3 separate regions of the Mus musculus genome follow, and all the other regions are linked to region 1. The links are chromatin loops, found by intact Hi-C in ENCODE. Cell type or tissue: heart. All regions are shown on one strand. Links, peaks and the distances in the headings refer to the core of each region. The heading gives the core; the rest is flanking DNA. Region 1 holds the start of Cd300ld3 (CD300 molecule like family member D3). Region 2 has its middle 9.4 kb from the start of Gpr142. Region 3 overlaps Dnaic2 (dynein, axonemal, intermediate chain 2).

Region 1 (8,198 bases), core at 1,705-6,704:
AAGTTTACATTTGTTCTTCCTTCTTAGAGATACTCAGAGAGGACCAGGATGTCTCTAGGCCCCGAGGAAAGGAAATTCAGAACTAGTTTCAGGAAGTCAACTAAAGGCTAGGGATGTATCTTAGTTACTAGGGTGCCTGGCTAACGTGCACAATGCCCAGAGTTTGATAGCCAGAAATGCATAGATTGGGTGCTGTGGTACACATCTGTAATTACCAGCACTACGGAATCAACAGTAAAATAAACAGAAGTTCAAATTCATAAGTACATCATAAAACCAGCTTGTGTTACGTGAACTCTGCCTCATCACCAAGAAAGTCATTTAATAATGGAGAGACAGTAGGTAGGTCTGGGCCATGCTTTTAAAAAAACATGCCTAGCTAGAACCCTTTCCTCTCTTCACCCATCACCTCTCCATAACAACAGACCGGGGAGCGGAGGGGGCACAAGGGAAGATCTCCTTGAGTCAGTCCCTCGTCTGATTCTGGATCATTTGGGTCTTGGAGGCAAGGCATTAGGAAATGTGGAAAGAGACAGGTTGGTTCTGGATCCTCTCCTTGAACTTATCTTCCATCTTCATTTGCCCGCAGGTCCCTGCTCAGCAGCATCCAGTTCCAGGTCCTGGTCTTCCTGAAGCTGCCTCTGTTTCTGAGCATGCTCTGTGCTATCTTCTGGGTGAACAGACTTTAGGGGGTTCCTGGGGGCAATGTAGAGTGACCCATCCAAGAACTATGAAGTGAAGCATCCCAGGAATGCCCTGGGAGGAACTCAGCCCTGCATGCAGACTGGACTTCATTGTTCTGTGTCTCAAAGGTGGGGAGGGGGTGGGGGCTGATTATCAGAGTCTTGGATTTCAGACTCCTGTGGTGTCCTCAGCATAACAGAGAGAACAAGACTGGGAGTAAAGGCACTGGGAGTTAATCCCAGCACTGGAGAGGAAGAACCTAGTAAGTCTCTGAGTTAAAGGCCAGCCTAGTCTATATACTGAGTTCCTGGACAGCCAGGGATAAATAATAGACTCTGTCTCAAAGACACCCACAAAAGCGGGAACAAGACTCTCCCGGGGCCCTCTGTTAGAGGTCTGCCTTTCCCTTCTCCAAATTTCCTGGATTCTGCTCTCATGTCAGCTCCAAAGGATAAGAATCTTCTAGAAGTTTCTTGAACAGAAGTCTAGCTCCTTGATCTTCTCAGTGCCATAAAAACATCCCAGGACATTGTCTCCGATGGCAACAATCATCTCCTTACTACAGAGACGAGTTTCCTGAGAAACATGTCCCTCACACACTTGGCTTGCAGGCTGTTGCCCCCTTTCTAGAACAATCCTAAAGGATTTGGCTTCTGGTAGAGCATTTCAACTGCCAACTCTCCCAAGCACACAGAGAGGTCAACTAGGAGTCTAGAGGTGTGGGCTCGCAGAATAAATGTTTAGGGTTGGGGAGAAAGGCACAGGGAGAGGGATTATCAGGTTCCTAGAGGTAGGTGAAATTACCAGGTGAGTGCTCAGCACCAAGGACAGAGCTCACAAGGCGCGGGAAGACTGCTAAGCTAAGCGTTCAGAACCACGGACAGAGACCTAAGAAGCTCTTAGACCACCAACTATGCCCGTTTCAGCAGCACAGCAGCCACTGCTGTTCTCAGCGTTTTTCACACGAATTCATTTACATGTGTGTTTAGCTATGCAGCTTTATCCTACACATGCATCCAGGTAACGACCATCACAGTCAAAACAGAGGATTGTTCCACCATCACAAGTCCTCCTTCATGCCAGTCTGCCTCATTACTGCCCACTAGAGAACACTGATCTCTGGCTGACTCTGGCTCTGTCACTTTGAGAATGTTCTAGAAAGAGAAGCATTTCAGTGGTATGTCAAGTACAAGGCCTCTGGGATCCACACAAGCAGATGTTCTTGGAAATCATCCATTCCTCTTTATTACTGAGCATTATTCATTGTATACATTCATTACAGTTTGTTTAACTCCTTATTCAGTTAACTATTTGGGTCATTTCCATTACAAATAAAACTATTATCCACATTTTGTCTGTTTTTTTTTATACGATTCTGCATTTTTATGTCTCCAGGGTGTATGCTTGCACAAAGATTAAGTTATATAGTAAGTATATGTTTAGTTTTCTAAGAAATAATCCAATTATTTCTGTTGTGGTGACGTCATATTTTTTCCATCAGCTAAGGATGGAAGAACTGGGTTTTTGTGGTTTTGTTTATTTGCTTGCTTTTTGAGTTTTTTTTTCTCCATTGTCATTATTTCTTTAAAGGAATTTAGATTTCTTTGAAAGAAATCTAAATTCAGAAGTGCTTTGTCTGCACCTGTGTCTGCACACCATATGTATGCATGCATGCCTGGTGCCTTGGAGGTCAGAAGAGAGCATTGGATTCCTGGAACTGGAGTTAGGGGTGGTCTTGAGCCTCCATGTGAGTGCTGGGAACTGAGTCTGGATCCTGTCTGAGAGCATCAAGCACTCTTCTCTATGGAGGCCTGTCTCATTCTGATAGGCACGTGGTCCTGAGTTTCCCAAGTGACTGATGAGATTGCAAATATTTCTGGTGTGTTTCACTTCTGCCCACACATCATCCTTGACGGCATATCTGTTTTGTGTCTTCTATTTATTTCTGAACTGAAGCCATTTTTGAAAATTTGTTACATTTTTTTAACTTAGTGTGTATACATGAACACACGTGTGCCACAGTGCAAGCATAGAGCTCAGAGGATAACTCGTGGGAGTTGGTTCTCTTCTTCTACCAAGTGGGTCCTGGGACTTGAACTCAGATCTTCAGAATTTGAGGCAGGTGCCTTTACCTGCTAAGCCATCCTGACACACTTCTGCTTCAGCTACCCTAGTTGTGTACTGCAGATATGCACTGCCATGCCTAGACTAAATAAATGAATGTTTCTTATGTCTTTCTTTTTAGAGTTCTCTGCATACTATACACAGAAGTCTTTGTCCATATCTTATCTAAATCTCTGGCTTGTGTTTTTATCCTCCTCATAAGATAGTTTACTGTGAACAAAATTAGTCTTTGTGTGTTTCTATGTGTATAGTGCACAGGTGTGTTTGTGTGCACATGTATGTGTGGGCACACTTGCCTGCCCATGCATGTGTGGAGGCCAGAGCTGACCTTGATTGTTTTCCTATATTACTTTGTAACTTATCCTCTCACAGAATCTGGAGCTTGCTGTCTGAGCTTGACTGCCTGGCCAGCAAGTGCCCAGAAATGCCCAGGAGTCCCCTGTCACACTCAGTGCAGAGATTACAGATGCATGTCACTGTACCCAGGTTTTATGTAAGTACTCGGGACCTGAACTCAGGTCCTCATGGTTAAAGGACAAGCGCTTTACCCATGAGCCATCTACCTGGTCAAAACGTTTTAAACTTTAATGGCACACAATTCATCAAATTTTCTTTTAAAGGTTATGATTTTGGTGCCACTTATAAGAAATTATGAGTTGCCTCATATTTGTTCCAACTTTTAAAAAGTTTTAGAGTATCTATCCTCTCCCCCCTCTCTCGTGTGTGTGTGTGTGTGTGTGTGTGTCTGTCTGTCTGTCTCTCTCTCTCTCTTTCTCTGTGTGTGTGTGTGTGTGTGTGTGAGAGAGAGAGAGAGAGAGAGAGAGAGAGAGAGAGAGAGAGAGAGAGAGCAAGAGAGCATACAGAGGCTACGGAGGGTGTGAGCCGCCCTGCTCCATGGCTCTCTGTTTTATTCCCTTGAGACATATTTTCTCCATGAACTGGAGCTCACTGCTTTTTGGCTTTTTTGGCTAGGCTGATAGCTAACATGCCTGAGTTTGGTAGTTGTTTAATTTAACATTTCAGCTCATGAATCATGATTTATTTGGGGTTTCTTGTTCGGCACAGGAGGAAGGACATTCTAGGCATTTAGTTTTCTAGCGTGTGGATATCTGATTGTTTCAACGGTGTGTGTTAAACTCACAATCTTCCACTTTTTTGTCAAACACAAGTCAAGCACATTTGAATGGGAGATGAATTACATTATCCAGAGCCCAGGGAGAAATGAAGCCACAAAAAGATGAGATCTGAACTAAAGACAGAGCCCTACAGTGAAACTTACACAGACAATTGCCCTTAAAAATACTATGAGCAAAACAGAATGCGCCTGACAGTTCATGAAGAATCTCGGGCAACAGTCTGCAACCCTGACTAGAGAATGGAAACTGCAGAGCTGTGGGAGTGTGCCTAGAGCCATATGGTGCTCCCAGCAGGCCTGGGGACTGACCTTCTAAGGTGCACAGATGGACCTGCAGGGATGAGGTGGGGACCAGTCAGCAGGGCAGATTCAGCTCTTTCCCTGGGTGGTGTCACATCTTCTAGTCTTGTTCTTATAATAATCAATGAGATAGGCTAAGACCCTTCTCTATGGCCCTTTATGTTCTGGCTGTAAAGTCTTTAAAATGTCCTTCCCCAAAGTCCGGGTGTTCTGGGATGGCTTCAGCCAGTAGATGGCAGTGTGGTTCTTGATTTTTTTTTTTTTTTTTTTCTTCAATAAGCATCTTACAGACCTCATCCTAGAGCTTATATATGTGGTTGGTTGTACCTCCTAATTCAAACTTCTCTGTGCACACCCTCAAAGTCATATCTACAGGTGAGTCTCCTGGGTGACTTCAGGTCCAGTCAAGTTGACAATGAAGATTAGAGATCATAAGCATTCCGTGTGTGTGTGCACGTGTGCACTTATGTATGCATGTGTGTGTATGTGTGTGTGTGCATTTATAAATTTCTTCCCATGAAATTTTGATACCAAAGATACAGCATACCTATATTTTTCTACACTTGCAAGCTTATGTTCTACAGCAAAACTCTGTCTTATAGAAACAGAAGCAGGGTTTGTGGATTCAGGTCAGTGGGTACAGTGCTTGCCCAGCACTCTTGAAACCACAATTTGAGTCTTCAGCCCCTCATAAAACCGAGCATGCTGGGGAATGCCTGTAGCCCCAGGACTTTGATGTTGGAAAAAGGAAAATGAGAAGTTCAAGGCCAGCTTGGGCTCCATGAGACGTCTCCTCAAGCCCACACTCTCTCTCTCTTTCTCTCAGCCAATGCCTGAGGCCCTAGTAGCCATTGTGGTAGATGCCCCTGGCCTGCTCTGAGGCCCATATCTAGATAAATCCCTGCTGCCCCAGGCTGAGCCTTCAGCAATGCCCTCTGCCAACCAGGGCTTAGCCTAGGCTACTGCCATGGGCTTAGCCTGTGCTGCCTTGTGCTCCCTTGTTACTGCAGCCAACCTGCCTTTGGTTGCTCTCCTCTGCTAGGATCCCCTGCAGCTCAGTTACCTCCCAGGTAAGGGGTTTGCTGTATCCCATCCTTTGTGTCTGTCTCTGCCGATCTGTGTGTCTGCATCTCTCCTCGTGATTCCCATCTGTCTTTCAAGTTTATGTCTCACTTTGCATTTTTCAGTAGAGGAAGTTCCCTGTTTACCCAGCTGTCCCTCACATGTCCTGACTTGGTCATCTCAAAGATTGGCATCATCTTTCTTCCTGTATGCAAAATTGAGAAGTTTTGTCAAGGAAGTTACTGAGAGAAGTGAATGAGAGAGACCTAAAAGAAACTCAAGCTGAGTTGCAAGTCCTCACAGGGTGCTGTCCTCTGTTGCCACCAAGGACAGGAGAGGAGACAAGACCATGTGGCAGTTCCCAGCTCTGCTCTTCCTTTTCCTCCCAGGTAAGTAGCAGGGGCTTTAGACACTTCCATGTCAGTGGTGAGGGCAACAGAGACCGTCTGCTCTGGCTTAGGGAAACCTGGCTGATCCATTCACCAGCTGCTTACCCCCAAAATAAAAGGCAAGGTTTTTTGACATCTGATGGATTCTGTGGGTATTGCAGAAAAACCAAAACCAAAATCAATTTAAAAATAAAACAAATAAAAGCCAAAAACAAACCTTCCAATGTGTTTCTCAACCCTAGCTGCTCCATGAAAGCTGATGAGTGAGTGGATGAACTAATTCTTACAAAATGTATTTTGGGTTTCATGTTTGGCACATGCAGCCTAGGATGCCCCTGAACTTGTGATCCTCCGGACTCCACCCTCTGAGTGCTGGGATTTCTAGCATGCAGCTCCATCTCCCATTCCATTGTGAGCTTTAGTTGACACAGTAATGAATACTTACAGGGGCTGGACGTGGTGGTGATTGCCTTTAATGCCTTTAATCTCCATGGGGTGTTTTGAAATAGTCAGTTGTCAGACATGTTTTTCATCCTTCTCATACAACACTAAAAGTTGTCATTCCCATCAAATGACAGACACCCCTGTGTCCCAACAGCTCTCCTCTATGCTACAAGCACTCTCCTGTCTTCCCTAATACCCTTCCCAGCCTGATAACCTCTCTTGTTTTCTACTCCTTTGAGGTTTACTTTTGTTCTTTTGAGAAGAAAAAGTGCCTCTGTGGTGTATGTATGTCTAAAGGGTTGTGTGTATGTCTCTCCGTGTGTGTGCACACACGTGCACGTGCTCTCAGGTGCACACATACATGTGGAGATTGACATTGGGTCGTTTTCTCTATCACTCTCCACCTTGTTTGTTCAGACATGGTCTCCCGCTGCTCCTGAGCTCACAGATTCAGCCCATCTGGCCTGTGACCTCCAGGATCCCCCTGTCATTGGGGTTACAGGCACCCCCACCTCACCTGGCTTTTCTTCCACCTGTTCTGGGGATCCAAACTCAGATTACACAGAAACGCTTTCCAGACAGGTCTGTCTCCCTGGCTCCCTAGCCACAGAGAGTAACTTTTTAGCTTTCACACATCAATAGGAATGTGTGGCAGCATCTTCCTGTATCTGATTTATTTCAGTTCCTCAAGTCTCTCCCGTGGGCTGCAAATGGCAGAACTCAATCCCTTCACGATGATTCTCCATTACATTCATGCACCACGATCTGCTATCTGTTCACTTGTATCTACGTGACTCTGTGCCATGGCTACTGTGAACACTGCCATAGTAAACACAAGGGGAGATGTCTCTTCCACATACTCGCTTCATGTCTCTAGGCTGCGTGTTTGCTTTCTGTTACTGTGATAAAGACATCGACCAACAAAAAAAAACCTTGGAGAGTAAAAGGCTTATTTGGCTTAAAGATCCAGATCACACTCCATCATGGAGGGAAGCCAGAGAGGGAGCCCAAGCAGGGCAGAAACCTGGAGTTAGGAACTGAAGCTGAGAGCATGGGAGAGTGTTGCTTGCTGGCTTACTGCTCATGGCTTATTCAGCATGTTCTCTTATATTGTGTTACCACCCACAGAGGACTGGACCTTCCTATGTCAAGAAAATGTCCCCCAGACTTGCCTAGACCTGATGCAGACGGTTTCTCAGTTGATGTTCTTTCTTTTTGTATGTTTCTGTATGGAGTTGGTGTCAGGTTTATAAAAACCCAACCAGTCCAGACTATGTCCCCTGTGGGACTGCTGAGTTATGTGACAGTCTTATGCTAGTTTTCTGAGAAACTCCACACCATTTCCCATAAAGTCTAATATCCAATCCAACACACAGTGTGTGCGACATCCTCTGTCCCACATACACCAACAATTGTTCTATTTTGTCTTTTTTGGTAATAACCATTCAAACTGAGGTATGATGCTATTAGTGATTCTGATTTGTATCAATCTCCCTACCAATTAGTGAAATTGAAAATTCATCTGTATATTTCTTTCTTATTTTTTTCTTTTGAGGCTTCAACATATAGGATAACGATGCTGATCTGCCTTGGGAAAAGGGAAGCCCTTCACTGGTTTTTATTCAGCTCATGAACTCTACTTGGCACAGTAGAGTTTCCCCCTTGGAGGAGGAGATCAGTGGTCCGTGTGTTTGTGTTTTCCAGGCTGCTGCACGGCTCAGGATCCAGTCACAGGTCCAGAGGAGGTGAGCGGTCAGGAGCAGGGCTCCTTGACAGTGCAGTGCAGATATGACTCAGGCTGGAAGGATTACAAGAAGTACTGGTGCCGAGGAGCTTATTGGAAATCATGTGAGATTCTCGTTGAAACCGATGCATCAGAGCAGTTGGTGAAGGAAAACCGTGTGTCCATCAGGGACGACCAGACAGACTTCATCTTCACAGTGACCATGGAAGACCTGAGGATGAGCGATGCTGACATTTACTGGTGTGGAATTACGAAAGCTGGAACTGATCCCATGTTTAAAGTTAACGTGAACATTGACCCAGGTAAGAAAAATTCC
Region 2 (8,198 bases), core at 1,166-6,165, 240 kb after region 1:
GCACGCATGCATGTGTGCAAGTGTGCATGTGTGTGCCCGTGTGCATGCATGTGCAAGTGCAAGTGTGTGCATGTGCATGGGTGAGCACATAAACATGCACACATGTGACTGTCAGTGCAGAAGCCAGGGGATGACCATGGATCTCATTTGTTCCTCAGGCATCAGCCATGTTTGCTGATTTTAATGGGTTGGTGAGGTGGCTCCGTGGGTGAAGTTGCCTACCCCACAAACTGACAATGTCAATTCAGTGCCTTGAACCCTCTTTGTAAGGACAGGAGAGAGCTGACTCCACAGAGTTGTCCTCTGAGCCCACGAGCAAGCTGTGACATTCACACGCTCCCTGAACAGATGTAAACTTTTTGTTTATTGTTAGCACGTATTTGAAGGATGTGGGAGCAAGTATGCATGCCCCAGCTTGTGTAGAACCCAGGTTGGTTCTCGCCTTTCACCTTATGTGGGTTTCAGGAATCAAACTAATGATGTCAGTGTTGTACCTTTACCCACTGAGCCATCCCTGGCTCCCCTCACCCCCTGTCTGTCTGTCTGTCTATCCATCCATCCATCCATCCTTCACTTTCTTTCCTCCTTTCTTTTCCTTCCTTCCTTCCTTCCTTCCTTCCTTCCTTTCTTCCTTCCTTCCTTTTTAATAAGGCCTGGGCTCCACCAAGCAGGGCAGTCTGACTGTCTGACTGGCCACAGAGACCCAGGGAGCTGCCTGTTTCTGCTTCCCTAGCACAGAGATTGCAGGAATAAGTCACCACACCCAGATTTTTCTAACCTGGATTCTGGGGACCAAACTGTGGCCCTTGCTCTTGCCAGTTGAGCTCCTCATCAACTGAGCTATCTCCCAGGCTCCCTTGTATTTGTTTCACAAATGATCTTAATAGGTAGTCCTAGCTAGACTGGAATTTTCTATACAGACCAGGCTGACCTCAAATTTCAGGTGACCCTGCCACCTCTACCTCAGCCTCACGAGGACTGGGATCACAGATGTGTGCTACCACACTATTAAAACTAGAGAAGCAATGCTCCCTCATCAGGGAAGCCAACAGAGACTCCATCCAGGCTGGGCCAGGCCTGGATTCATGGCTGATGATTCCTGGATCATTTCTGGATGGGCCCATTGCTCACCCTGGCAAATAAAATCTCTGCCTCCTAACGGTTACTCCCAGGTATCCTAGGGCCAGGGCCACTGGTCAGGGGAAAGCACCCCAGAGCAGTGGGGCATTGTCTGGATCTGCCTGCTGTGTTCCTTTCGCTCAGAAAGAGGAAGAAGAAAGCCATGGGGATGGTGATCAGCTAGCTGGACCAAGTCCTTTGTCCTGGTCTCTGAGGCTAAGATGTATCTTATATGTGGGTTCTGGGGAGGGATCCTCCTCGTGAGGTGAATAGCCAGCTGCCTCTGTACCTGGGGGCCCTGGGTGAATTTAGGTGGTCCATCAGTGTCCACACTGTCTACCTACAGGTCCACCTGGCAGTTAGGTCACGTAGGGCAGGACCCCTGGAGTACTCTCAGTGAAGGCCATAGAACTTCCTTCTCTGTCCCCATTGGCCACCATGACTTGGTTACTTCCCAAAGTGAAAGCATAGGTCTGAGAGTGTGGGCGCCCAGACCGGAAGAGACTCTCAAAACAGGTGTTCTGTATAATTCCAGTCCCCAGCCTGCGGTCTCAGCTGCCTTTCCCAGCAGCAGGAGCGCCCACAATCAGCCCAGGCCGGTCACATGCACTGCGGCATGCTTTGATGCTAGTCTTCTTTCCCACAATCCTTCCATGTCCCTGAGGAACCGGGTAAAGAGCAAGTGCTTCCCAATGAGACCCTGAGGGTCTGAGAGCCCAGCCTATGCTTGAAGCCAGCTCAGTACCTGGTAGTGCTAGCCTACCCTGCAGCATCTGGCTAGCCTCAATAGCACTTGGCCTGATCCCACCCTCTAGGAGGCGTGACAAGCCAGGACATCCTGGCTGGCATTCCTGTAATGCTCACCCTCCCTGGCCTGCTAAATATACATCAAGGAGGAATCTGGGAAGGAGCTACCACAGACAGGATTAAGTCTTCTACTGGCCAACGGCCATGGGGGCAGCTGGGCTGACTGGAAGGATCCCAGGGTTATTCGCAGAGAGGTCTCAAAAACAGCTGGGGAGATGGGGGTCCAGGCTCCTCACACCAGGGAAGGGAAATGGGGCCTTGGGGGTTGCAGAGTAGGCCAGGCCTGTAGGATGGAGACAAGATACACCTCATTGCCTCTCCTGCACCCAATGAAGGAAACTGAGTCAAAAAAACAGGTGGGGGCTCTACTAATCAACTATCCTAAACCAGTTATGCTAGACCCTTTGGTTTTATTTGGCTAATACTTCTACATCATAGTCTATCACTGAGGGAAGCTGAGGTGGGAACCTGAAACCTGGAGACAGGAACTAAAGCAGAGATCACCTAGGGCCTCTGCTCACTGACTTTTTCTCCATGGCTTGTTCAGCCTGCTTTCTTAAACAGCCCAGGACCATCTGCCTAGGGATGGACTGTCCAGAGTGGGTAAGCTCTCCCACACCAGCCATTCATCAAGAACATGACCCCACAGACTTGCCTACAGGTCAGTCAGATAGAGGCATTCTCTCAGTTGAGGTTTCCTCTTTCCAGATGACCCTAGCTTATGTCAAACTGACCCCCCCCACCCAAAAAAAAAGTTGATTTTTTTTCTGGCTCATATATATTTATCTATATATTTATTGTTATGTGAGACAGTGTGTCTTGTATCTCAGGCCAACTTTGAACTTGCTATGTAGCTGAGGCTAGCCTGGACTCCTCTTTTTCCTGTACCTTCCAAATGCTGGGATTATAGGCACAGGCTCATGTGCCACCATACCTGTCTCGTCATTTTTTTTCTTTTTTTTTTTTTTCGAGACAAGGTTTCTCTGTATAGCCTTGGCTGTCCTGGAACTCACTTTGTAGACCAGGCTGGCCTTCAACTCAGAAATCCACCTGCCTCTGCCTCCCAAGGGCTGGGATTAAAGGTGTGTGCCACCACTCCTGGCTCTGTCTCGTCATTTTTAATTCAGTGCTGGGCAGGCACTCTACTGACTTGGCTAAATCTTGAGTTTGGTCTGTCTGTCCATCTGTCCATCTGTCTGTCTTATCTATCTATCTATTGTCTGAGCCAAGGCCTTTGTGTATTGTTCAAACTGGCTTCAAACTCATTCCATAGCCCATGCAGTTCTCAAACTCTGTCTCAGACCACCCCCCCACCCCCCCCACCCCCCACCCCCGTCACCATCTCCAGCCTTCTAGGCTCTTTGAATAGAATCTGGGGACTCCGGGGAGAGGTCTCAGTCAGAGGGGATGGATATGCCATCACCAGGTCCCCAGTGGACTACCTTTCCTTCTGCTTCAGTCTGCCTACAAGCTTGCCCACACAAGGAACTACATGAATTCATTCAGTAGCCTATCGTCAGAAGGGGTAAAAGACTCCCTGCTTTGGGTCAAGAAGAAGGGCCCTCTCCAGGCGGTGGTGGCACACGTCTTTAATTCCAGCACTTGGGAGGCAGAGGCAGGCAGATTTCTGAGTTTGAGGCCAGCCTGGTCTACAAAGTGAGTTCCAGGACAGCCAGGGCTACACAGAAAACCTTGTCTCAAAAAAAAAAAAAAAAAAAAAAAAAAAAAAAAGGAGGAGGAGGAGGAGGCAGAGACTCTGGGGCCTCTCAGGGATAATAGTGGTGGGGTTGGGATGCAGAGAGCCTGTTCTTTTCTACCTCTGTTCCTGACACATTGCGTGCCACTCCCTTGGAGAGCAGGATGCCCAAGTGCTGCCCAGGACAGAAACCATTCTCATGGGGTGGGGTAAGTGTCCTCATGGAGATGGGTTGGGGTAGAGCAAGTGAGACCCCAGAGACCCAGACAGGACCAAATGAGCCCAGATGGACTGAACTCCCTGTAGTGGAAAGGGAAACTACCATTGCTGAGGTCAGCAAGAGGACCTGGACCCTGCTGGTCAGATGAAAGGGATCTTCAAACAGCTGTGCTCAGGAAACCACTGTGTGTGTGTGTGTGTGTGTGTGCACGAGCACGTACGTGAGTGTGAAAAGGGTGGTGGAGGGGTGTGACTTCAGGATGGATGCAGAGACAGGGGGACAGCTGACTTTTCCCACCCTCTAACTCCCCTCTGGCTGTGGGCCCTGAGCCAGTCACTTGGATTTCCTTATAAAAGCCAGTTGAAAGCCTCTGACTCTTGTGCCTGCTGGGTCAGCCAGACAGTCCTGCAGCGCCCCCTGCTGGATAATCCAACAGGGGTGTCGGGTACTGAGACTGTAAAGAATACATGCTCTGGCCTAATAGGTGATTAGAATCCGGAGATACCCCCATACCAAAGACTATCCTATGGTCGATTCAGCACAGCAGCTGGGACAGCTAAGGGTCTCAGTTCAGAAGTTAGGACTGGGAATATAATCCAGCAGTGGAGTGATTGCCTAGCATGCACGAGGCTCCAAATCTCAGCTTCAGTGGGAGTTGTGTGTGTGTGCATGCTCATGGGTAAACGTGTTCACCAACACTAATTTGGAGTATGCTGGGTGGTTCAAAAAGGTCAGTCAACTAGCTACACAGTGAGTTTGGGGCCAGCCTGGGCTACATGAGACCCTTTCTCAAGAGCAAAACAAAAAGGTGAGTCTGTCAGCACCCTGACCCTGCACTTCAGAGCTGAGGGACAATTCACTTCTGTTGTTCGAGCCGCAGCCTGTCCAATGTTGTGATGTTAAGTCTTAGAAAATGAACGAGATGGGTCCAGAAAACCGTTCTTCAGCCAACTTCCAATCAAACCAGTAAAACCATATAAAGACTTGAGAAGAGCCAGCCAGCGGTGGCTCACACTTTTAGTCCCAGCACTGGGGAGGCAGAGATAGGCAGATCCCTGAGTTCCAGGCTAGCCTGGTCTACAAAGTAAATTACAGGACTGCCAGGGCTACACAGAGAAACTCTGTCTCAAAGCATCCTACCCCCTCAAGAAAAGAATTGGGAAGAAATGGGAGACCCTTAACAAGTAACCATCCCCCAAAGCTAATGTATCTAAATGATAGTATGGCGGACTGCCACGTGGTCCCTAGGAAGCCAGGACCATAAGAAAAGACTTGATGATTCCAAAGTGGGTTTTTCATAAGTCAGGATATTTCAGGAGGGTTAGGAGTGGGAGAGAAGGGGAAGGACAAAATGACGGGGAGGGGACCCCCCACCCCCAGTCCCTGCCACCAAGAAAACCACTTGAGACTTTATCAATAAGAAAAGATAGCTGGAGCTGGGCATGGTGGCACATGCCTTTAATCCCAGCACTTGGGAGGCAGAGGCCGGTGGATTTCTGGATTTCTGAATTCGAGGCCAGCCTGGTCTACAGAGTGAGTTCCAGGACAGAGTCAAGGCTATACAGAGAAACCCTGTCTCAAAAAACAAAACACAAAACCAAAAGAAATAAAAGATAGCTGGGTGGTTGGTGGCACATCCCCTTAGTCCCAACACTCAGGAGGCAGAGGCAGGTGGATCTCCGAGTTTGAGGCCAGCCTGGTCTACAGAGTGAATTCCTGGATAGCCCGGGTCACACAGAGAAAGCCTGGTTTGAAAAACCAAGAGGGAAAAAGGCTTAAAAGAAGGTGTGGAGGTTCACACGGTGATCTCAGCAGCTCTGATAGGAAAATCTCTCTATTCTCCTGCCAGGTCTAGGTCATCCTGAGCTATGTGGTGGATTCTGGGTTCTTTACCCCTCCCCCCAGTCCTTAGTCAAAATCGCACAAAGAGACAAGAACAGATCTTTTGGGGTGGGGTGGAATTGAATTTTTTTTCTATATAACTCAGGCTGGTCTCAAACTCATGATCCTCCTGCCTCAGCCTCTCACAAACTAGGATTACAGGTGTGTGTCAACTCGCCCAGCTAAGAGCAGATACATGACAGCCCTTGTCATTTACATGTCAGTGATGCACCTCACAAAATGATCTCATTTTTAGATTTCCTTTTTTTTTTTTTTTTGAGACAGGGTCTCACGTAGCTCGGGATGGCCTCACGATGACCCTGAACCCCCCACGCGCTTGCCTCCACCTCTGTAGTATTGAAATTACAGATGCATCACGCCCACCTACAAAAATGTTAGAAGTTGTGACCCAATGCATTTTCTCCTGATTTTGAAAACTCTTTTTAAAAACTTGTTTTGTATCTGTGTGTGTCGTGCAGTCATGTGTGTGCAGTCCTGAATACATGTGTGTATCCATGTGTGCGCGTATGTGCACTGTGTGTTTTCCCACAGCCAGTCTCCACCTTATATAGAGAGTCTCTCTCTCTCTCTCTCTCTCTCTCTCTCTCTCTCTCTCTCTCTCTCTGTCGCTCCCTCTCTTTAGCTCCCTCTCTGTGTTTTGAGACAGAGCTTCTTTGTGACTCCCTGGCCATCCTGGAACTCACAGAGACAGGCCTGCCTCTTCCTGCCCCCTCCTGAGTGCTGGGATTAAAGGCTTGCTCCACCTCCATCCCCGGAGAGGCAGGGTCTCTTGAATTTAGAACTCAGCAGTTTGGCTAGTCTAGCGAGCCACCTTGCCCTGAGGATTTCCTGTTCCCATTTCCGGTGAGTTCAAATTACTCTCCCTTCAGGCCATCCAAACTCCATTCCTTACACTTATGTGCTGAACACTTTCCTCACTGAGATATCTCCTCAGCCTCATGGTTTTTTGTTTGTTTGTTTGTTTTACTTATTTTTAGACAGGGTCTGGATAGGCTACTCAGTCTGTCTTCCTTTCCTGGACTCATGGACTCCTTCTAAGAAGCCGAGACCACCCGTGTGCTCCATGGTGCCTAGTGTCTTACATGTTTTATTAGGGAAACATGACACTAGGTCCCAAGTGTGTTAAGCCCAGGACTCTGCACATCAGAATACCTGGCTGTCTTTGGCTTGCAAGAGTTTGCTGGCTTGAGTCTTAGCATTGCTCTGGGTCAGCTGTGGCCTATGGGCATGGCAGTTAACTGTCCTATGCTACCTATTCTACAGTATATTAAGTGGTCACGGTACTTCAATGTACAGGCTGTTTGAAAACATATTGTTACCCAGCCTGTGAGGACGAATGGGGTCATCTTTGAGACACCGATTTCTGGTGTCTGTGCCGATCTCGACCAGCCTCAACAGCGCCTCTCCAACCATCCGGGGGAAGTTTCTGGTTTTGCCAGTGCTTGGGGTGGGGGTGGGGATTAGGTGAGAATATTGCCTTCTCTGGTTTCTCTGGGGATGGGAACACCTGACATTTGGAAGAAGCGCTTGTAGCTAAGTCCAGCCCCCTGGTTTGGTTCTCACTGTTGATAAGACAGCTGCTTGCCCCTGATTCCATGCACTCTCTTGTAGTGTCTCAAGGGTTTCCCACCAGGAAGTAAGAAACTCAGTACTGGGCTGGAGAGATAGCTCAGCAGTTAAGAGCACTGACTACTCTTCCAGAAGTCCTGAGTTCAAATCTCCACAACCACATGGTGGCTTACAACCATCTGTAATGCAATCTGGCGCCCTCTTCTGGAACACTGGTATACATGCATCTCATATACATAAAATAAATAAATCTTTAAAAACATACAAACAAACAAAAACAACAACAAAACTCAGTGTATCCTCAAAATCAAGGATAATTTCTGCTTTCCTCCCAGAGACTCCATGTGGGGTGTGGATGGACTGGTCTGAGCTGAGACAGACACCATCCATCCCTTATGGGGGCTCCCTCTTCCCTGTTTGCCTGGCCTTGCACCCCCTCAACCAGAAAAAGAGGCCCAAGTACCCACCCTGTTTGCTGTCAGACTTGGGGCCAGGAACTGAGGTGCATACTGGCACTGGCTGGGTTTGTGTGTCAACTTGACACAGGCTGGAGTTATCACAGAGAAAGGAGCCTCCCTTGAGGAAATGTCTCCATGAGATCCAGCTGTAAAGCATTTTCTCAATTAGTGATAGAGGGTGGGAGGGCCCATTGTGGGTGGTGCCATCCCTGGGCTGGTAGTCCTAGGTTCTAGAAGAGAGCAAGCTGAGCAAGCCAGAGGAAGCAAGCCAGTAATGAGCATCCCTCCATGGCCTCTGCCTCAGCTCCTGCTTCCTGACCTGCTTGAGTTCCTGTCCTGACTTCCTTTGGTGATGAACAGTAGTGTGGAAGTGTAAGCTGAATAAACCCTTTCCTCCCCAGCTTGCTTCTTGGTCATGATGTTTGTG
Region 3 (8,198 bases), core at 1,347-6,346, 300 kb after region 1:
AGGAGGGGAGGGGGAGGCAGGATTAGAAATTCAAGGTTATCCTTGAATACATAGAGGACACCCCAGACTACCTGTTTCAAAAAGGGGGAGAGAGAGAGAGAGAGAGAGAGAGAGGAAACAGGGAGGGAGGGAGGGAGGGAGGGAAGGAGGGAGGGAGGGAGGAAGGAAGGAAGGAAGGAAGGAAGGAAGGAAGGAAGGAAGGAAGGAAGAAAGGAAGGAAGGAAGACGATTGCTCTATGACCCTTCTCCTTAGAGGTCCCTGAAGGAGGCAAGGTCATAGAGTTAGAGAGAGTGATGAGAATTGCTAAGATCTCAGGGAGAAAGACACCGACCTGTTTTTCTCATTGGTACAGTGTTTCAATTTTGAATAATATTTGTTCTGGCAAGAGAACTAGTTTTTGAGGAGGAGATCCTACGGTTCATTTTGAACATTTGAAAAATCAGTTACAATGAGGGCAAGGCAAAGGGGTTTGATGGGGTTTTGTTTGGTTGGTTGGTTGGTTGGTTGGTTGGTTTGGTTTGGTTACTTTTTGATACAGGGTCTCACTATGTAGCCTTGGCTGCCCTGTAGACTTGCTCTGTAGACCAGGCTAGCCTGGAACTCACAGGCTTGCCTCTGCCTGAAGTGCTGGGATTAAGGCATAAACCACCAAGCCCAGCTTTTCTGGAAATCATAAGAATGACCAGAATCCTTTGAGGAAGAACCGTGTCAAAGCGCGAGTCAGCAGAACCCACACAGCTATGAGGAAGTAAAATTATATTCGCCAGTAACACGGGAGGCAGGGCTCCTTCCCTCCCAGGCTCTTTCTATTCTGACCAGAAGGTAAATAAAAATGTCATGTCTTAATAAAGAGCTTTGAAAGATGGGGAAATTCCGGAGCCAGGTGGTGGGGATGGCTACAGAATGCTATGAGTGGGCAGGGCACTGCGGAACTGCCCTTCAAAGTGGTTAAGCCCAGATTCGGTGGCGAACACCTGTGACCTGGCACGTAAAAAATGGTGGGGGCAGGGGAGTCAGAAGTTCAAGGTCATGAGTCTAGGAGGTGGCTCAGTGGGTAAAGGCCCTAACTGTCAAGCTTGACAGCCTGAGATCAATCCCTGAGACGCGCACAGTGGAAGGAGAGAACTGACAACTTGTCCTTTGACAAGCATGTCTCCAACCACACACATCAAAAATAAACATGTAAAATGTAATTTTTAAAAAATCGAGGTTGTTTTGGGTAAAATAGTAAATTCAAGGCCAGCCCGGGATACAAGGGACTTGTCCAGAATAAAAAGTTAAGAGGGAAGCTGGGTGGTGGTCCCAGCACTTGGGAGGCAGAGGCAGGAGGATCTATGTGAGTTTGAGGCCAGCCTGGTCTACAGAGTGAGTTCCAGGACAGCCAGAGCTACACAGAGAAACCCTGTCTTAAACAAACAAACAAACAACAAACAGTTTGTCAGGCCTACAGAGCTGGCACTTGTTGCTCTGGCCAAGGAGCCAGGTTTGACTCCTGACATCACATGGTGATTCACAAACATCTGTAATTCTAGTTCCTGGGTGTTCTCTTCTGATCTCTCCAGGTACCAGGATTGCATGTGGCACACACAAATGCAAGCAGAACACACACAGAGAGAAATCTTTAAAAATCAATGAATAATAATGGTTAAGGGAGTAGGTGATAATTTTATGAGCTTTCAAACCTCGAGGTTTGTTTCATTCATAGCCTAGGGGTGTGGCTTAGTGTTGAAAGGTTGACCCCAGGTTCAGTATTCAGTAACAAGAGAGAAGCACACAGAGACAGAGATAGAGACAGAGACAGAAAGAGAGAGAGACAGAGAGAGAGGAGAGAGAGAGAGAATACTGAGCTACTAAGGCTGGGTATGAAGTAAAAAGACCAAATTTGGGGGGCCCTGAGAAGCAAGCCATTAGGCCAGCCACGGTGTACCTATAAATGGTCGAGGAAGAGCCCCCTGCCTGCTTGCCTCAGACATATGGGGTAGGCACAGAATCAGAGCTTGGGGCTCAAGTCCCAGCTTTGCCAAGTGCCAGGGCCCTCAGCTTACTGTCACCAGGACTCTTCTCGTTTGTGGGGAGGCAGGGACAAAACCCCGGCCTAACAGGAGCATGGCAGCTGCCGACATCTGGCAAAGGCTGTGTACTCACGGACCTTTGTGTACTCACGGACCATTGTGGAGAAGAGGGGACATTACATTCAGCACGTGGCCTAGAAATCGCAGCATCAGGGCACAATGTCTTCTTGAACGCCCCCAGATAAGCCCTGAGTTCGGGGTGAGTGGCTGCCTTCCCACTCATCATTCCAGCAAGTGAATTCTGGCCTGTGGCTGGGGATGCTGGAGGCAGGTGTGAGGGCAGAGCCTCCCCAGGTCCTACGCATGATGTGACCATGAACCAAATAAGTGACACTGCCAAGGACATAGGAGTGGGGCCACCAAGCTTGAGCCTCAGCTATTTAGAGGAGGGACCAGCCTAAGCCACGACCCATCTGCAAAGAGATTTTCTTGCCTTGATTTGGGGAGAGCGTCCATTTTCTGCTTCTGACGCACTCTTGAGACTGCTCTGATAAACTCTAAGCTTATTTTATTTTTATAGGTCTTTGCTTTTGTATGTTTGAGACATGGTCTTGCTATGTACTCCTGGCTGGCCTGGAATTCTCTGTGATCTCAGCCGGTTTTGAATTTTCAGTGATTTTTCTGCTTCTGGCTTCAATTTTGAGTTAATAAATTTTTATTTATTATCAACATCATCATGATCATCATAACCCCCTTGTGTCCCCCCCGTGTGTGTGTGTGTGTCCATGAATACTATGACATACTATATATAAGTAGAAGTCAGAGGACAATTTCCCGGAGTCAGTTTCCTTCCATAGCTCCATCCAGGAATTAAACTCAGGTCAAATTTGTGTACAAATACAAAGGCTCTCTCTGGCTTCTTGTTTTCTGTTTTGTTGTTTGTTTTGACTTAAAAAAAAAACAACAACAACCAAACAAAACAGGACCTCAAACTTGTTACATATGACTTTGAACTCCTGATCTCCCTGCCTCCAGCTCAGATATGCTGGGATTACAGGCCTGCATCTGCGTTCCTGGCTTTGGGAGTTTCTTTATCATTCCCTGTCTGTTGAGACTTGGTTCTAACGGGGTCTGTGCTCTGCTTTTCCACCTGGCTCCTCTGATCTTCTTTCCTTCCTCAATTCCCGTTTATTTCCCTCCCCCTGCACCCCCCCCCCTCCCGAGGAAGGGAAGTGACCAGCCTAGGGCCTCAACTGAAGCCAAAGCAGTGAGGACATTGGTTCTGGGCAGGATCTTCCCCTAAAACTGGGCTTCTCTGGTTTTAAAGCTCCCCTCTGCTCAGAAGGGCGGGCCTCAAGCTGGTGTCAACGGCAGCCTTCCTGGAGGTGCTCTGCTGCCCCCTGCTGGAAGATCGCGGTAAAGCCTTCACAAGGAGTAAGGTTGCCCGGCAAGGTGCCATGCCTGCTGTCCGTAGCCCAAGCAAGCGAGGTTGAGGAAGGGAGAACAAAAAACACCCACCAAGGTAGACTCGAACTCCAAGGAGATGGCGCCCAGGGCGTTCTCCAGCTGCTCCTTTCTGGAAATGTCCATAATGACAACTTCGATGGGCTCGCTGATCTTGCGGATGTCCCACCACATGACCTGGCAGGGAAGGGCGATTGAGACTGTGAAGACCCTGCCTTTTTCTTTCCTTTCTTTCCTTCCTTCCTTCCTTCCTTCCTTCCTTCCTTCCTTCCTTCCTTCCTTCCTTCCTTCCTTCCTTCCTTCCTTTCTCTCTCTCTCTCTCTCTTTCTCTCTTTCTTTCTTTCTTTCTTTTCTTCCTTCCTTTTTTTTTTTTTTGTTGTTGTTTAAGAAAGAGGGGGCTGCCGGGCAGTGGTAGCGCACGCCTTTAATCCCAGCACTTGGGAGGCAGAGGCAGGCAAGATTTCTGAGTTCCAGGCCAGCCTGGTCTACACAGTGAGTTCCAGGACAGCCAGGACTACACAGAGAAACCCTGTCTCAAAAACAAACAAACAAACAAACAAACACAAGAAAGAGGGGGCTGGAGTGTACAGCTCAGTGGTAGAACCCTCCCTCCCCCCCCCCCCCCCATGCATGAAGCCCCGGGTTCCAGCTCCAGCACTGCACAATACAATACAATACAATACAATACAATACAATACAAAGTACTGGAAGGCAGAACATAAGGCAGTGGTCTCTGGACGGCCCCTCCCCTCCCCTCCCTCTCCTCCTCTCCAGGGTCTGCCGAATGGTACCTGCCCATCAGTGGATGCTGAGAAGCACTCAGTGCCTGTCTTTGACTGCAGCCAGATGGTGCCATACACTGGGTCTCGGTGGCTGAACTCGATGGTGGACAGCTCTGCCACCAGGCTGCCCTTCCGGGTATCCCAGCAGGCTGACGGGAGAAAACCAGACTGTGAACTCAAGGTCCCAGAAACACAAACCGATCAAACCTGTATTAAAGGTTTGTGACTGGGGAGAGTTGACACCCTGAGTTGGAGGCTAGCCTGGTCTACATAGTGAGTTCCAGGCCAGCCAGGGCTACATAGTGAGACCCTGTCTCAAAATACACAAAAATAGGAAACGAGAAGAGAGTCATCAGATAACACGTGTGAGACCTGAGACTGGTTTCCAAATGTTCTAACCTACCTGCCTGTTATTCTTACCACCAATATTTGGCCATGGGAGGTGGGTAGGCATTCATTTGATTTGTTTGGGATTCTTGAGACAAGGTCTCATGTAGCCCAGGCTAGCCTCCAACTTGCTATATAGCTAAGGATGGCCTTGAACTACTAACTCTCCAGCTTCCACCTCCAAGGTGCTGGGTTTATAGACTTGTGCTACATTTATGGCTCTACCTTACTACCTGAAAGGCCCTTGGTTAGTGGTTTTCTTTTGTGCTACTTTAAGAACTTTGTGAAACTGTTTGCAGGTTGGAACTTAGTGTCTGGGGTAAATTGTCCAAGCTTCTGGATCCTGGACATCCATATTGACTCTAGAATCAGCTCTCTCTCATTTCCCTTTGAGATGAGAGCTGTGTTTGGGGGTGGGTGCTCAAGTGTCTGTGAAGGAGGCACGGTTTCTCATCTGGAAAAGGAGTCGAGTTGGAGGGGACAACGCTTCCAAGTTTGGAAATCATCCGGATTTTTAGAATCAGGGCTACGTTCAAACCACCCTATATTTTCTACCATACGATCTACTGCAAAGACTCCTGGGCTGCAGGCTCCACGTGCTCCACCGTGCCCAGCAACACCCCACACCCTGGTGAAACGCATGGGCCCAGGCTCAGTATCGGGAGAGGCAGGAGTGAGGGCAGGAGGTGGAGAGGCTGCTCTGGTCGGGGAAGGTCTGAAGGGAAAGTGGCTGGGAACTAAGGTTGAAGGCAGAGCTAGCCAAGCAAAAGGGGTGAGCCAGGATCTAAGACAGGGGAATCACAGGCCCAGGTCCTCCCAGGCAAGGTCACGCACCGGCAGCTCTCCTTGCTGTATGAGCATGCTGCTGTAAGCAACTCTCGGAGGGGCAGCTGGAAAGGTAACTCAGTGGGTTAAACTTCTTGTCATCCAGCCAGACGACCTGGGTTTGATTCCTAAAACCTACCTGATAGCTCCCAACCATCTGTAAGTCCACTTCCCACGGACCCTGTACCTTTAACTAGACACACATAATGTGGTGCACATATACACGCAGGTACGCTCATGCACAAAATAAGATAAATAAGTCTAAAATTAGAATAGCAATGCTAATTTTTATTAGAATTGTATTATTTATATTATTATATAAATAATATATATTATTTATGTGCTAATTTTATTATTTTTATTTACTAATTTATTCTCTTTTTAGAGAGCCAGTGAGAAGTTCCATCGGGTAAGGGTGCCTCTCACAGCCTGACAACCTGAGTTTAACCCCTGAGATCCACATGGTAATAAAGAACCAACTCCTCCTTCAAGTTGTCCTCTGACCTCTATGTGCTCGCTGTGCTATGTGTGTGTGTGTGTGTATACATATATATATATATATATATATATATATATATATATATACACATATATATGTATATATATGTATGTATATATATGTATATATATATGTGTGTGTGTGTGTATATATATATATATATATATATATATATATATATATATATGTATATATATACATATATATATACCCTCCCATACAATACATTTTTAAAATGTGAATTAAAAATAAAAAAGAGGGCGGGAGAGATGGAGTATCAGTTCAGAACCCTCGCTACCCTTCAGAGGGCTAGAGTTCTGTTCCCAGCACCCACCCTGGGTGGCTCAGAGCTCCCTGTAACTCCAGCTGCCGAAGATACCCACACACAGACAAACCACATGTATGACATTTTAATGATAGAGTAAAGAGGGGGCTGGAAGGTGGCCCCGTGGTTAAGAGCGCTTGCCACTCTAGCAGAGTGTTAGAGTTTGGTTCTTAGCCTCCAGAGTGGACAGCTCGCAATGTCTACATCTATCCAGCTACAAGGGATCTGATGGCATTTTCTAGCTTCTTCACGCATATCCCTACACACACACACACACACACACACACACACACACACACACACACACACACACACAAACACACACACATGTAACTAAAAGAAAATTTTAAAAAGAAAACTCACGGGGGGCACATTTAAGTCTCTACTGTGACCCCTGTCTTTGTGCTTTGCCAACAGAGGGGTAAAGCCTACCTGTTTCCTGTCCCAAGGTATCTGGCTTTCACATCATCCAGAGGGCCACAGAGCCCTTTCCAGGAAAGACGGTTTTATAAACTACCCGACGTACTTACTTGCTCCTAAGTTTTGACCTAGTAGTCCCTAAGCAGGAGACCTTTACTCCTGGCCAGGCCGGGTCCACAGATGTGTTTATTTGAGTCATTTCTCTGCAGAGCAGCGCTTCAGGTGGTTCCTGCGATCACAGATGTCCTATGGTCACAGGGCCCCTGAGCTGAGCTGTTCTGAGCCAGTTTGAAAAGCCACTGACAGGACTCATGAATAATGAGTGAGGAGGGCTACTGAATAAGTCATGGCATTAGCTTCGCTGCAGTCTTTATGGCTCAGACAATGAATAATATGGCAGGGAAATATATGGGGCCCCTAGTGTGACACAGCTGCCCCCTCCTGCCCGTTGTGTGTAACCCAGCCCATTGCATCCTCCTAGCCATCGTGGGGAATTAAGATGTGCCCCCTTACAAAAGGATTATCCCAGCTGGACCTGTTGACTGTGTACTCTCATAGACAAAGGGAGAGCCAGGAGACCCTCTCCTGAGTATGCTGCTGAGGGGGTGCAGCCTTACTTTCTGCCTGAACCCTCTGCTTCCTGGTGGGCCTGGCTTGAGAAGCTCTTTCCCCCACCAGGGACCAACCCCCTCTAGCTGCCGTGCTTTCCCCACCGTGATGGAGTGCTCCCTGAAGTCTCTCTTCTCAGACATTGCGTGTGCATGGCACAGCGATGGGCACACAGGAGGCGACACTTACCAACTGCGTTGTGTGCAAACCCAGCATCACCCACAATCAATTCCTCTGACTCAGGTATTCATGGTCACACACCAGTACCCATCACACACACACACAATCATCCCGTGTACTTTGTCCAGAGACCTCTCCCAAGACGGGGACTCCACAGCGGGCCCCTATCTGTCTATCGTGGGCCCTGGTGCTCGACTTTATTCTAACTATCGCAAAAAAAAAAAAAAAAAAAAAAAAACTCTACATTTTATTTATTTATTTATTTATTTATCATGCATGGGTGCACGTGTAGCTGCACGCATGCAGGTGGCACACATGTGAGGGCCAGAGGACGACTGTTCTCTCTGCCCACTATGTGGGTGGTCCCACAGGTCAACTCAGGTCGTCAGGCTTGGTGACAGGCACCCTTACCCACTGAACCGTCTCCCCGGCCTGCGTTATTTTTAGAACTTTCTTGTTTCCTGTTGTTAGACTTACCTCAGTGATTATGACTGGAGGCCAGCCCAAACTACCAGCATTAATCCTGACTCCTAGGCGACTGCAGTGATTAGCTTCCTAAACGGTTCATCTGCCTGCCAAGTCCAGGCTTAGTTAGCCCTGATGGAGTGGGCCGGTCAGCAGTGTCCCCAGCTGCTGCTGGGGGGCGGGGGGTGGTGGTGCGGAGTCCTCCTTACCTATCTGCCCATTGTAGCAG

Evidence for each region. Hi-C counts contacts between places; a loop is a spot of excess contacts. Peaks named below come from ENCODE experiments on the same cell type or tissue, not always from the same donor. Only the 100,000 strongest peaks of a DNase experiment are listed, where the experiment ranks them.
Region 2: a loop joins it to region 1, with 3 times the contacts of the local background. A loop is called at or near these places in 9 of 42 quality-filtered maps.
Region 3: a loop joins it to region 1, with 3 times the contacts of the local background. A loop is called at or near these places in 3 of 42 quality-filtered maps.

What each region holds. Positions count from the first base shown.
Region 1 is chr11:115,045,752-115,053,949 of GRCm38, reverse strand. It overlaps Cd300ld3 (CD300 molecule like family member D3), which reads left to right and starts at 5,620. Exons shown (of 4, transcript NM_199201.2): 1 at 5,620-5,694; 2 at 7,843-8,184. The coding sequence starts at 5,655. Cd300e (CD300E molecule) reads left to right here. Exons shown (of 4, transcript NM_172050.3): 4 at 590-2,033. The coding sequence ends at 689. In heart, for the core only: a CTCF peak has its summit at 4,455 (motif pointing right); a DNase peak (open chromatin) is centred at 5,459.
Region 2 is chr11:114,808,874-114,817,071 of GRCm38, reverse strand. No RefSeq gene overlaps it. Among named protein-coding and RNA genes, the nearest start is that of Gpr142, 9.4 kb to the right of the region's middle. In heart, for the core only: a CTCF peak has its summit at 4,264 (motif pointing left); a DNase peak (open chromatin) is centred at 4,241; H3K27ac peaks cover 2,422 bases.
Region 3 is chr11:114,740,511-114,748,708 of GRCm38, reverse strand. It overlaps Dnaic2 (dynein, axonemal, intermediate chain 2), which reads right to left. Exons shown (of 13, transcript NM_001034878.3): 6 at 8,179-8,198; 7 at 4,269-4,408; 8 at 3,532-3,654. Among named protein-coding and RNA genes, the nearest start is that of Dnaic2, 17 kb to the right of the region's middle. In heart, for the core only: a CTCF peak has its summit at 3,427 (motif pointing left); a DNase peak (open chromatin) is centred at 3,408; H3K4me3 peaks cover 535 bases; H3K27ac peaks cover 306 bases; H3K27me3 peaks cover 1,919 bases.